Regions from separate parts of the Homo sapiens genome. Here region 2 is linked to region 1. Evidence: read pairs that join two places in POLR2A ChIA-PET (ENCODE). Cell type or tissue: IMR-90. All regions are shown on one strand. Links, peaks and the distances in the headings refer to the core of each region. The heading gives the core; the rest is flanking DNA. Region 1 overlaps PTP4A2 (protein tyrosine phosphatase 4A2). Region 2 overlaps SPOCD1 (SPOC domain containing 1).

What was found. ChIA-PET counts read pairs that join two places held together with the same protein. Peaks named below come from ENCODE experiments on the same cell type or tissue, not always from the same donor. Only the 100,000 strongest peaks of a DNase experiment are listed, where the experiment ranks them.
Region 2: POLR2A ChIA-PET joins it to region 1 with 7 read pairs; 8 of 35 experiments call an interaction of 5 or more read pairs at or near these places.

The regions. Positions count from the first base shown.
Region 1 is chr1:31,907,625-31,913,796 of GRCh38, reverse strand. PTP4A2 (protein tyrosine phosphatase 4A2) reads left to right here. Exons shown (of 6, transcript NM_080391.4): 4 at 1,971-2,101; 5 at 3,685-3,759; 6 at 4,837-6,172. The coding sequence ends at 4,945. Among named protein-coding and RNA genes, the nearest start is that of PTP4A2, 28 kb to the left of the region's middle. In IMR-90, for the core only: no CTCF peak of the experiment used is centred there; no DNase peak of the experiment used is centred there; H3K27ac peaks cover 160 bases.
Region 2 is chr1:31,795,578-31,802,831 of GRCh38, reverse strand. It overlaps SPOCD1 (SPOC domain containing 1), which reads left to right. Exons shown (of 16, transcript NM_144569.7): 3 at 1,127-1,168; 4 at 2,215-2,391; 5 at 2,691-2,816; 6 at 2,969-3,023; 7 at 3,347-3,431; 8 at 4,231-4,390; 9 at 4,509-4,625; 10 at 6,117-6,242. Among named protein-coding and RNA genes, the nearest start is that of SPOCD1, 17 kb to the left of the region's middle. In IMR-90, for the core only: no CTCF peak of the experiment used is centred there; a DNase peak (open chromatin) is centred at 4,001; H3K4me3 peaks cover 1,836 bases; H3K27ac peaks cover 2,500 bases.

The sequences.
Region 1 (6,172 bases), core at 3,673-6,172:
AGTAATGTTGGTAAACATCTTTGTGAAATAGAAATGAACTAAAGAACTTGAACTAGTTTGAGGAAGATAATGGTAGGCCTAAGATTTATTCCAGGCCTTTAAATTTAGGTTTTTGTTTTGTTTTAAATAGCTGTGATCTGGGAAATGCAAATCAAAAGCACAATATGATACCACCTTACTCCTGTAAGAATGGCCGTAATCAAAAAATTAAAAAAAAAAATAGATGTTGTCAGGGATGTGGTGAAAAGGGAACACTTGTACACTGCTGGTGGGAATGTAAACTAGTACAACCACTATAGAAAACAGCGTGGAGATTCCTTAAAGAACTAAAAGTAGAACTATCATTTGATCCAGCAATCCCATTACTGGGTATCTACCCAGAGGAAAATAAGTCATTAAAAACAAACAAACAAACAAATAAATAAATAGCTATGATCAGATAAAATGAAAGGTTTAACTTACACTTGAAAAAACAAGGGCATTTAGCCTTAAGCTTGGAATTTCCTTTTCCCAGACAGAGATTTTAAGAGTTAATCTAATTTTGCTAGGTGAGGAGGGTTTTGGAACATTTCATGGTAAGAGGATATCCCCAAATAAGGCCTGTCAGTCCTCTGAATGCTCTTGCAAACCAGACACACATTGGAATAGACTAATGGTGGTTTTAGCTGTATCAATTTGAGGTTCAGATGTTTCTAAATGATTAATGATTTTTTTAAAAATAGACACTACTTATATGAGTAAGTGAAGCATGTTTTATATTGTTTCTTAACTAGGTGCATTTTAGGGAGTATTAGAGGAAGTAAGCTCTTGACTAAGGTACTGGTTTTATTGCTATTTACAGTTAAACTCTCTAGTGACATTTATAATAACACAGTCCTTTAATTATGGGGCGTAGTTGTCAACTCAATCATGTACTGTTTTGGCTAATGGGCTACATGAAGTGTTCTAGTGGTGCCAATAATGAATGCAGAATCAATTTAATGCTCTGTCACTTTTCTCTTTTTCCTCCCCTAATATCTTAAAGTGTCCTTATCCAATCTCATTAGAATAGCCTTATGTTTTTAAAAAAATTCCTAACAGTGTTTTTGCATTTCTATCTTTGAAGCTTAGATGGCAGGAGGGAAGGCTTGTAAAATGTCAGCCCCCAGTCCCCCTCCTCCACTCCCCATTTGTGTTGGTTTCTTAGGACCTCTTGCTAAGTAGTGAGGAAGATAAACCCCTGCCTATACTGTGAATGCTCGTGGGATTAGTCTTAATTGAAAGATAGCCCAAATAGGTGAATACAGAAAGAGAAAGGGATACTTGACAAAATGGTCTCCATTTGCCCAGGACCCTGTCATGCAGCCCTGTCCTTGTTAAATGGGGACATATATAATTTAGTAAGCACTTTAAAAATACTCACTGCTTGCCTTTTAATAAGCACAAAGATGGTAGTTTGTTTCTGTTATGATTTACTAACTATTGGAGATTTCTTATCAGATAACCTTTCTCTAAAGATGTCATAACTTAGTTATCTTGAATTATAATCTTCAATTATCTGTAGAGACCAATGAGACACCAGTTGGTATGCTTTGCCAGAGTGGACTTTTAAATCATGTTGACATGTGCTGTGTCCTCTGTTACTTTGTCTTGGCTTTAATTACAGTTTTGTCTATTATGTCTAATTACTACTCTATTCAGATATCATTTTTGGGAGAACACTAGCTCTTATGACTCTGATAGAGATTTCTGTAAGTTTTTGTAAATTCAGATGTGTGCGACACTGCATTGAGAAGGGTAATTTATTTGGCAAACTTTAATTTCAATCCTGGATCATTTTACAGCAATGATCAGAATTGTGTTAACAATAGGTATATATAGTGCAGTTAGTTCAGTTAGGCCTGCCGTGTGTACTGTGTGCAGGTATTCTGTATTAGGATGTTAATCATGGAGAAAATATCAATTTAATGTAAAAGGTCATTTCTTTTCAGGATTGGCCATTTGATGATGGAGCTCCACCCCCTAATCAGATAGTAGATGATTGGTTAAACCTGTTAAAAACCAAATTTCGTGAAGAGCCAGGTTGCTGTGTTGCAGTGCATTGTGTTGCAGGATTGGGAAGGTAAACTCTTACCTTTATTACCCTTTTTGTCTGAATTCATTACCATGCCTAAGTTAGTTGAAAGTTTCACTTTGGTAGACATTTGCATATATTATACTAAATAACATTAAATTACCTGAAAGGAAAGGAAATGAGAGGAAAAACTAGTGTAATGATTTCTCAAAAGAGCCTGTTCATTTCATCTGGTTGTCTGATTCTGATGCCAGCCTGGATTGTGGGTGTTTTATTTTTCTCCCTATTTCAAGTAATCAAAAGTTCAGGTCACTGAAATTGGCAACAAAATTAAAATAATTTTAGAGTTTGATGAATCTATACATGGTTAATTTTGGACTGAGATGAATGGGAAGTTAATAGATAGCAGATATCTGAACTTTAAACTCTTGAAAGAAGATGTATGGACAAGAATTGACTTTGATCTTAAAACCTTTTCCCCTGAGCATTGCTTAGAATGGTGTTGCAACGCTGTCATCAGCAGCAGATTAAATGCCAATTTAGGATGCACACTTTGACTCAAAACATTAGTGTAGGCTGCCATTGCCTCAAGGTGGTGATTACTCAAGCTGTTAGTTCTGCTCTGCCCTTTTGTTTGCTATTTCCTTTTTTGTAGTGTGGTACTGTTTGTTCATAAGGTTAGAAGTTTTAGTCCTTATCCTGAAGGTTGAAGATAATGTTGTAACGTGAGTTGGCAGTTTTATAACTAGTAGCTATCCTAGTTTTAGGTAGCCCAAAATTGGTGCCCTGTAATGGGCTTTATAAAAACATCATTTCCTTTGTTAAATTTTTTTAAAAAGATAGAACTTCTTCTAGTCATCAATTCTTGGGCATTTTCCTAGCTCATCAAAAGGATTTTCTTGAAAACGTCTAGCACCTTTTTAGCATTTGATAAGGAAATATTAAAATCAATTGGTAATGAAAATTCTGACACATTGGAGATAAGTAATATGTTTGGTCATTTATTTTACTGTGATAATGGCTAAAGGCCAATGAAGGATTTTTGATCATATCTAGTGATGAGAGAATTTAATATATAATGTGATGTTTTAAAGAGTAAAGATTTCTTAAGGTTTAGAATTTAGTGCTTTACTAAAAGTAGATAATCAGGCTGGGCGCTATGGTTCACGCCTGTAATCCCAGCACTTTGGGAGGCGGAGGCAGGCAGATTGCTTGAGCCTAGGAGTTCAAGAGCAGACTGGGTAACACGGAGAAACCCCGTCTCTACTAACTATTAAAAATCAAAAATTAGCTGGGCATGGTGGCGGGCACCTATAGTCCGAGCTATTTGAGGAACTGAGGCAGGAGGATCACCTGAGCTTTGGGAGGTTGAGGCTGCGGTGAGCCGTGATTGTGCCACTGCACTCTGGCCTGGGTGATAGAGCGAGACCCTGTCCCCTGCCCCGCCAAAAAAAAAAATCATAGAATTAATGATGATGAGATATATTTACTGTATTAGGCAGATACCAGCTACTTTAGTATACAGGAAAAAGAAAGCTCATGCGTTGCATTGGTAATATGCAGTTACAGGTTTTTAAAAATCCTTTCACTCCAAGACTTATGGATACTTACATACAGGTTTCTTTCTGCAGGGCACCTGTGCTGGTTGCACTTGCTTTGATTGAATGTGGAATGAAGTACGAAGATGCAGTTCAGTTTATAAGACAGTGAGTATGAAGTTTTTGTGTTCAGAAACACAGAAAGCAAGATCATGCATGAGGAAGGAATTATGGAAGGGATATTCATTTATAGTATGGGATAATTTGCTTTTTTTGGCTTGAAGTATTATTTGAAGATGTAAAAAATTTAGAGCAAGTGATAGAGACTCAGTACAGCTGGTTTCCAGATTCAAAAGTTTTCTAATTTGGACATTATAGACTGTGTCCAGTATATTGTTTTGAGTATCTAGGAATCTCAAAAATGCCCCTTTTAATAGATTCCAAATACCTTCCAAATATAATTCTCTGTTAGGAGGAGGCAAGAAGAATGTGTAGAGGAGCAGTTAATCACCTGAGACTCTTTTTTTTTTTTTTGAGATGGAGTCTCGCTCTGTTGCTCAAGCTGGAGTGCAGTGGCTCAATCTCGGCTCACTGCAACCTCTGCCTCCTGGGTTCAAGCGATTCTACTGCCTCAGCCTCTCAAGTAGCTGGGACTACAGGCACGCACCACCACGCCCAGCTAATTTTTGTATTTTTAGTAGACGGGGTTTCACCATGTTGGCCAGGATGATCTCAATCTCCTGATCTCGTGATCCGCCCACCTCGGCCTCCCAAAGTGCTGGGATTACAGGCGTGAGCCACCACGCCTGGCCTCACCTGGGACTCTTAAGTGATCTATTCAGGGACAAAATCAGGATGGTAGTGCACAGACAGGATCTTGACATTGATCTGGAATAACGAATCATGCTATTTTGTTATCCAGAATTCTTTGACAATTTTTGTCTTGCCCTTTCCCTTTCAACCCTTCCTTTAAAAAAAGAAAACGAAAGTAGAAACTATTCTGATCTTTATTAAATGGTTAATAGACTATAATGACAGTCAGCAAGAAAAATTTTTCTATTCCTTCTAGGAGGGCTTAGAAAGTTCATGTTGCAACTTAGCTCTTTAAGAATTGTTGTAGTATGGGAAATATGCTGGTTTTCAGCTGTGTGGAATTAGAAAGGCTTTAGGATGTAAATAATGCATTTCAGTGAATCAGACAGCTCTTTTTTTACATGATAAAGTTTGCCATTCTTGTATTTTCAGAAAAAGAAGGGGAGCGTTCAATTCCAAACAGCTGCTTTATTTGGAGAAATACCGACCTAAGATGCGATTACGCTTCAGAGATACCAATGGGCATTGCTGTGTTCAGTAGAAGGAAATGTAAACGAAGGCTGACTTGATTGTGCCATTTAGAGGGAACTCTTGGTACCTGGAAATGTGAATCTGGAATATTACCTGTGTCATCAAAGTAGTGATGGATTCAGTACTCCTCAACCACTCTCCTAATGATTGGAACAAAAGCAAACAAAAAAGAAATCTCTCTATAAAATGAATAAAATGTTTAAGAAAAGAGAAAGAGAAAAGGAATTAATTCAGTGAAGGATGATTTTGCTCCTAGTTTTGGAGTTTGAATTTCTGCCAGGATTGAATTATTTTGAAATCTCCTGTCTTTTTAAACTTTTTCAAAATAGGTCTCTAAGGAAAACCAGCAGAACATTAGCCTGTGCAAAACCATCTGTTTGGGGAGCACACTCTTCCATTATGCTTGGCACATAGATCTCCCTGTGGTGGGATTTTTTTTTTCCCTTTTTTTGTGGGGGAGGGTTGGTGGTATATTTTTCCCCTCTTTTTTCCTTCCTCTCCTACATCTCCCTTTTCCCCCGATCCAAGTTGTAGATGGAATAGAAGCCCTTGTTGCTGTAGATGTGCGTGCAGTCTGGCAGCCTTAAGCCCACCTGGGCACTTTTAGATAAAAAAAAAAAAAAAACAAAAAACAACACCAAAAAAACAGCAGTGATATATATATATATATATATATATATATATATATATATATATATATATATATATATATATATATATAATATAATATATATATATATATATATATTTTCCAGGTGGTTTTTAGTCTTTACTGATGAAAGGGTGTTCATGTTAGTTTCTTCAAAACCCTATCTAATACTAGGCAAAGTAGCCAAGAGCCTTTTGTTTTGTTTTTATTTTGATAAATTAGTGGAGAAATGGCATTTTAAGAGGAGTCTCTTCTCAACTTACCTGAGAGTCGAATTCTTCTCTTCCCTAACCAATGAAGCTAAGTGGTTATCCCAGAAACTTGTCTTCTAAAAGGGAGGACTCCAGGCCATCAATAAAGATGTCCAGGCAGTGAGCGTACTTTTTACACCCTGTAGAATTGTGGGCTGTAGCGTTACTCTGATTTTCTGTCTAGTATCAGAGAATGCTGGTAGCTTAAAATTTTTATTTTAGGACTTGTACTCTGAATTTTCAGGAACCGTCAAAGGAGCAGCAGCAAATTCACATATTTTCGACTTGAGAAATGCTTGTGGTATGTGTTTTCCAAACTGCCCCCTATATGTAAAGT
Region 2 (7,254 bases), core at 3,017-5,516, 110 kb after region 1:
AATACAAATTTTAAAATTCGTTCTGTCTGTAACGCGAATGGTAGCACACCACACGTATTGTTCTGAACTTGTTTTTAATAAAAAAACATGTTTCCGGTTGTAAAAGAAATACACGCTCGTTTTGAATAACATGAATACCCAAGTTCCTACAAGTAGAAAGTGAAAGTCTCCCTGGAATTTCATTCCCCAGAGATAACCTCTATTATGTATCTGTAAATATATATTTACATAAATGGGCTTATGCAACAGATATTGTTCTGTAACCTATTTTTTCTTTTTCTCCCAATAATACTTCTTGACATCTTTCCATGAATCTTTCCATGTCTCCACATAGCCCCGCAGCTAAGTGCTTGGGCTTTGGAGTCAGACAGAGCTAGGTTCTAATACTAGCTCTGCAGCTTAGCAGCTATAGGACTTTTCAGATCCTCTTGGAGCCTCAGTTTCCTCATCTGTAAAATGGGGATAGAAATAGTATATACCTCATGGTGTCATTCTGAGACCTTAATAGCATGAATGATGTGCTTCTGTGGGGCCAGCTACTTCATAAACCCTCAACAAGTGGTAATTTTTATGATGACTTCCTTACCCTTTATAAGCCACATAGAATTCGTAGTATGAAGTGTCACCATTTATTAACCATTTCCCTTTGATGGGCCTTTTTTTTGAGATGGAGTCTCACTCTGTCACCCAGGTTGGAGTGCAGTGGCACGATCCTGGCTCACTGCAACCTCCGCCTCCTGGGTTCAAGTTATTCTCCTGCCTCAGCCTCCCGAGTAGCTGGGATTACAGGCACCCGCCACCATGCTCAGCTAATTTTTGTATTTTTAGTAGAGACGGGGTTTCACCAGGTTGGCCAGGCTGGTCTCGAACTCCTGATCTCAGGTGATCCACCCGCCTCAGCCTCCCAAAGTGCTGGGATTACATGCGTGAGCCACTGCACCTGGCCTGATGGACATATTTTTTATTAACCATTTCCCCTTTGATGGACAACTTTTTGCTGTAAGTACAACTCAGTGAACACTGAACACACACCCTTTCAACAAGATTGTCTTCTTTTTGTGAATTCCCTGCCATGGGGTGGCTGGGTCCTCTGGATTCTAATCTCTGCATCCTCTTTCTCTCCAAGGAGGAAGTGAAAATACCCCATGGAGTGAAGCTTGTGTGCTACGTAGGTTTTTACATTTTATTATTGCTTTTCTTTCTCCCTTGCCTCAGGTGGGGTGGAGTGGGAGGGCTCCTCCACAGTAGATGTGGAGATCCTACCCCCACCCAGCCTGCCCTCCCCCAGTGGATCCTAGTGCTCCCCTCCCTCTATAATGTTGGATCTTAGACTTTTAGTTTCCTGCAGACCTTGGAACCTGACCATTTCATGATCATTCATTCAAGGATTAGTTTTCAGACTCACCTACTTTTAAAACAATTCCCTGTGGTTTGCAATAAATGAAAAGAATTGAAACACACTTAAAATGGGCTAAAAGCCTAAAGAAAGCAAGAAAAGAGGAAGGAGGTGGGGGATCTTGTTACAACAACACCTTGCTCTCTACCAATCCTGGAAAGGTACACCTGCCAGGCTCAAAGTTAACACTGAGCTTCCTGGCAGCCATAGCAAAAAGCCGAGCGGGACAGATTCCGTAGTTCATTAGAAGAACAAAATCTACTTTGCACCTTGAAATGGTCATGAAGGGATTTCTTTTATGGGCAATAGGGGAGTGATCAGCAGCCTTACAGAGTGTAAGCCTTACAGATGCCTGCATTTGGCTGCTTCAAGGGAGAGGCAGACAACAAGTCAGTGACCCCTGAAAGGGGCATGACAGAGCTTTGAGCAGGAGGAGGGGGAGTCAGAACAAGGTATGTCCCTCCTGATGAGATGCATCTGTGGTCAGAAGAAGAGTGAGAGGGTCCTGGCACAGAGTTCAGTTAACTATGAATGTGACTGGGGGTTAAGGGGGAAGTTGAGAAAGGATGCGGATGGAGACAGGCCCCTCTCCTGGGACAGAGGCTAGCCAGGTAGCAAACTTTCACTGAACACTATGTGCCAGGCCTTTTCCAAGCATTGCAAATACAGCGGGGACCAGGACAGGCATGTTCTCTATCCTCACGGAGCTTACACTCCAGTGGGAGAGAGATGTTCAACAATTACAGATGAGGCGAGCACTCTGAAGGCGGGGACAGCGGCTGGCCCCGCTTGCTTCTGAAGTGCGATCTCCCCCGCAGCTGGGTTCCGGGCCAGTGATCCAGCTCCTGGGGGCCATCAGCCACGGCCAGGCAGGGGGGCAGCTGCCACCAAAGCTGGAGGTTCTAGAGGACTTGATGGAGGTCAGCTCACCCTCACCTGCCCAGAGGCTCAGAAGGAAGAAAAGGCCCATGGTGCAGGGCCCTGCTGGGTGCCAGGTACAGAACAAGTGATGTCATTTAATCCTGCTGAGAGAGGCACCTTCACACCTGATTCACAGAGATGTCACTGAGGCTCAGAGAGAGGGTGCCACTTGCTCGCGGTCATTCAGAATAGCCAGAGGCAGGGTTCGGCCCCAGCCTGCATGGCTGGCCTGGGCTCCATGTGTACTACTTTCTGCAGCTCTGAATTCAGGGTGGACTGGAGGAGGGAGGGGCTGGGCCTCCAGTACATCTGGGGAGGGAACAGTCCCTGGCCTCCATTTCCGGCCAATAGCTTGTCTGCTCCCTGCCCCAAGGTTTTCCAGCCTTCTCCTTCAGGAGGCACAGCAGGGGACCCTGGTGGCCTCTCTGACCCCTTCTACCCTCCAAGAAGCGGTTCCCTGGCCCTTGGCGACCCCAGCTCGGACCCTGCATGTTCCCAGGCAAGTTGTTCTGCCCCGGCCATGTGCCTCCTTCACTGGAGCATGGGTCAGGGAGGACGTGGGAGTGGGGAGGTGACTAGAGGAAGCAGTGTCCCCTGGGCTGGAAGCCAGGCCCACCAGCACAGCCTCAATTCCTCACGCCTCCCCTACAGAGTGGCCCAATGGAGGCTGAAGAGGATTCTCTTCCGGAGCAGCCAGAGGACTCAGGTGAAGGGCCCTGGAGGGAGCCTCTTCTGCTTCCAGAGACTGCTGGGGTCTGGGGAGGACTCAGGCCCAGCTCCTGGGCCCAGCCCCTGCTATGATTCTTCTCTCCCCACATCCCATCAGCCTATAGCTCCTCCCCAAAGGGGTGGGGGAAGGGGTGGGGGCCACTGGCTGCCTGGGCTTGGCTCCCAGATGGATAGAGGGAGGGGTCTAGGTCTTTGAGGGTGGGACCCCTCTCCTGTCTGCCTAAACCCATCAGCCTTGAGTCAGCCCCCTCCCCTTTCCCCTGGGCACCCCTGGGAGCCTGTGACGCTCTCTCCCTACAGCTCAGCTCCAACAGGAGAAGCCATCCCTGTATATTGGGGTGCGGGGCACTGTTGTCCGTTCCATGCAGGAGGTACTATGGACTCGGTGAGGCCTTGCTCCCCACTCCCCTGACATCCCAAGGGCCGCCCTCACATGCCCCCGCCTCCGGGGCCCTGCCATGTTCTAAGGGCTTCTGGGTGTCTGGCTAACCCCATTTGGTAGCTGTGCCAGGTCCCTTGCCCATACCAAGAGCCAGTGGAGAGCTGAAATTTGAAGCTGGGTCTCTCTGGCTTTAAGGCTGTGCTTCCCCACTTAGCTGCTGCAGCTCTCAGCCTCGGCTCAGGTCCATCCACATCAATGTCACCCGCAGCAAATGCTTTCACGTAGAGTGTGTGCTGGGAGCGGCTCAGAGATCTGAGCCCAGAGCTGTCATTTGCTGATGGGGAGACCAAGGCTCAGAGAGGGTTGGACTTTGCAAAGGCCACACAGCAAGTCAATGACAGATGACACCGAGGGCCAGGGCTCCATTCTCTCCCCCTGACTCCTGCCTTACTCTGACCTGACCCCGGCTTCCTCCCCTCCACACATCCCGTGAGCCAGAGACGGGGCACAGGCTGGTGAGTCAGACAGTCGAGTTTCAAATCTTGCTTTTGCCACTAATTACACAGTTGTGAGTAAGCCTCTTATTTTCCCTGAGCCCCAGTAACCCCATCCATAAAAGGAGAATGATCCTATTTCCTCCTCACGGAGTTGGGGTGAGAATAAGTAGGTTCCTGCAGGGAAACACCCACGACAGGAACAAGTTGGCCCAGACCCTGCCGCCCACCCAGCTGCCTCCCTCTGGGACTAAGTGCCTGGAGAGCCTCCTGGGCTCAGTGCCCCCGCCCTGCCCTGGCCTCCACAGCCTTCGGGAGCTCCCAGACCCAGTGCTGAGTGAGGAGGTGGTGGAGGGCATTGCTGCTGGCATTGAGGCAGCCCTCTGGGACCTGACACAAGGCACCAATGGCCGGTACAAGACCAAGTATCGCAGCCTGCTGTTCAACCTGCGGGACCCCAGGAACCTGGTGAGCAGGGCTTTGGGCTGGGCTGCGTCCCCTCTCTGAATCTCAGAGCCCCTGCAGGATGCTAGGGTGGGGGAGCTCTTTCAGCGTGTGGTGCAGCCCTGCCCCCTGCCCCCACCAGGACTTGTTTCTCAAAGTGGTTCATGGAGATGTCACCCCCTACGACCTGGTGCGGATGAGCTCGATGCAGCTGGCCCCCCAGGAGCTGGCCCGCTGGCGGGACCAGGAGGAGAAAAGGGTGAGTGCTGAGCCCAGTCGGGATGGGTGAGGGGATGTAGGGGCAGAGTGGGTGGCCTGAGAGTGGAAGAGGGAGAGACAGAGACAGGGAGGGAGGGAGGAGGAATTCAGAAAGACAGAAACAAGGAAACAGAGAAGGCAGATAGGGAGTCAGAGAGACCCTCCCCACAAGAGAAACAGGAGAAGGGGTGGAAATGAAAGGGACTGGGAATGGAGAGCTTGGTAGAGATGTGACACACTTGGTTTTCAGTTGAGCTGGACTGTGGGGTGGGGGGCTTGGGAGAGGACTGTGGTGAGACCTAGAGTCCGGAGTCCTGAGGTACCTCTTTTCCGATCCCAGCTTCAGATGCCCTGGAAAAGCCTGGAGGTCTTCCTGGTACCCCAGGTTGGGGGAGGGGCCCCATAGCCCCTGGGTTCACAGCTGTGTCCCCATATACCCTGTATCCATGGGTCTCTCCCTGCCTGGGAACTGCTCTGGGACAGGGAAGCTGTGGCACTGAGCAGGCTTTGGAGAATGCTCACCTCATGTTTGTTGGTGGCCCAGTGAGAGAAGAAGGGACTGATTTAGGGGCTGAGGCCACTGGGATGGGGCGAGGCACTCCAGCCCCTGCTCTGGAAGACACTGAACTGATTAGAATGAATAACCAAGAGTCCATCAGGTGAATCTGTCCACTATAGGCTGAGCTTCTGTCCAGGCTCTGTGGGGGCCAGGGATCAGGACTGGCTTTGTAATTTGTGGGAGCCAGTGCAGAATGAAAATGTGGGGCCCTTTGTTCAACAACTGCTAAGAATTTCAAGGTGACAACAACAGAGCGCTAAACCAAGCGTGGGCCTCCTAAGTGCAGGGCCCTGTGCGATTGCACAGATCTCATGCCCACGAGGCTGATCCCACCAGAGAGGAGCAGACCTCCTGTTCTCCAGGGGTTGTTAGAAAAGGAGAGACAGGTTTTCAGGAAGTATTGCAGATAGAGTGACATTGATCGACAGTAAGACTCACAACTAGCATTTACTATGAGCCATGTTCCAGGCTAAGCACTCTATATATGTTGTTTAATATAGTGCTTTAAATTAAATTCCTACAGAACAGATAAACTGAGGCTTAGAGCAGCTAAGTGCTTGCCCCAGGCCATACCATCTTATGAATCTTTATTAATGGCCCAGTGGGAACTCCAGAGCCTGCACTCTTTCAGCAACACCACACCCTTCCCAGAAAAGGATGAGGTACCGTCAGAGGTTGAATTGACCTGTGAGTGAAAGCGAAATCCGGGAAGGCTTCCCGGAGGAGGCAGGACTTGAAGGGTGAATCAGTGGAATACGGAGAGGTAGCGCTAAGGGTGGAGGGCTTCCCAGAGGAGGGGTATGGCGGAAGTAAAAGTTTTGAGGAGAGGGGAACCACAAGAGAGGGGCCTCAAGGGAGGAAAGTGAGCACTTGGGCTTTTGATGGCCAGAGGCCCCCTAACTGGGCTCAGCTTGGCCTGCTCCACCTCTTCAGGGCCTGAATATCATTGAGCAGCAACAGAAGGAGCCGTGCAGACTTCCAGCCTCCAAAATGACCCACAAGGGCGAAGTGGAGATTCAGCGGGACATGGACCAGACACTGACCCTGGAGGATCTGGTGGTTAAGTTGGAGCCTGACCTGGTGCTGGGCAGAGCCCATGCCTGGGGGTCCCACGCCTCGCCTCACCAGCAGTGTGGTCTTGGGCATGTCACCTGACTGCTCTGAGGCCCACCTTGTTTGTGATAAAACGGGGACAGCGATCCTTAACGCATAGGGGAACATGGGGTGGGACAGTGCTGCTGGCACAGGCCTGCCAGCGCCTTGTCACTGTCGGTCCTCCTCCTTTTGGCCTCACCCCAAGGCCCCCACATGAGTGGTATTAAGTCCCATCATCATAGTCATCCCCAACCTGGCATTCTGCCCAGATCTCTGCTGGGAAGCAGCAGGCTGCGCTGTTCCAGGCAGTGACTTTTTCAGATGGAAGGAACGAAGACCCACTGTATTCAGTGGATTGGTTTAGGGATGCTCCAGGCAGGGAACCACCCGGCACCCTGGCAGTCCATCCAGAGGGCCTCCTGGAACTTGTCCTCAGACCTGGGAAGCCAACGGGAGTGACAATAGTCTAGGGCTCTTGGCGCTGAGGATCTGCTCCATCCTCATGTCCATCCTGCTCCTTCCTCTCCCTTGGCCCTGGCTTGCACATAGCCTGACATGGTGGCTCAGCAGCCCCAGAATCCATGAAGCCATCATCTCAGACTCCTGCAGTTGATTAGAACTTTCCCTTGGCTTCCTTCGGTCACTCTCAGAAGGCCACTCTGGCTGTAGTTGAATGTTCTGTGGGTCAGATGTTCACCTGGGTCTCATCAGCTGCCTGTTCAGGAGAGGGGTGCAGGGCAGGTCCCTTTAACTATATTCAGTCAGTCAGTATATTTATGGGGCACCTACCAGGTGCCAGGCACGGTTCTAGGCACTGGGGAAGTGACAGTGAACGACAGAAATCCCTGCTCCCCACTCCTACCACTAATATTCAGGCCAACGACTGGGAGAACCTCTACCTGTGCCAAGAGGATCCCTAAGGGGTGTGGCTGCTCCTCAGTCTAAATCAGTTTGTATTCCCTGAACAAACTGAATG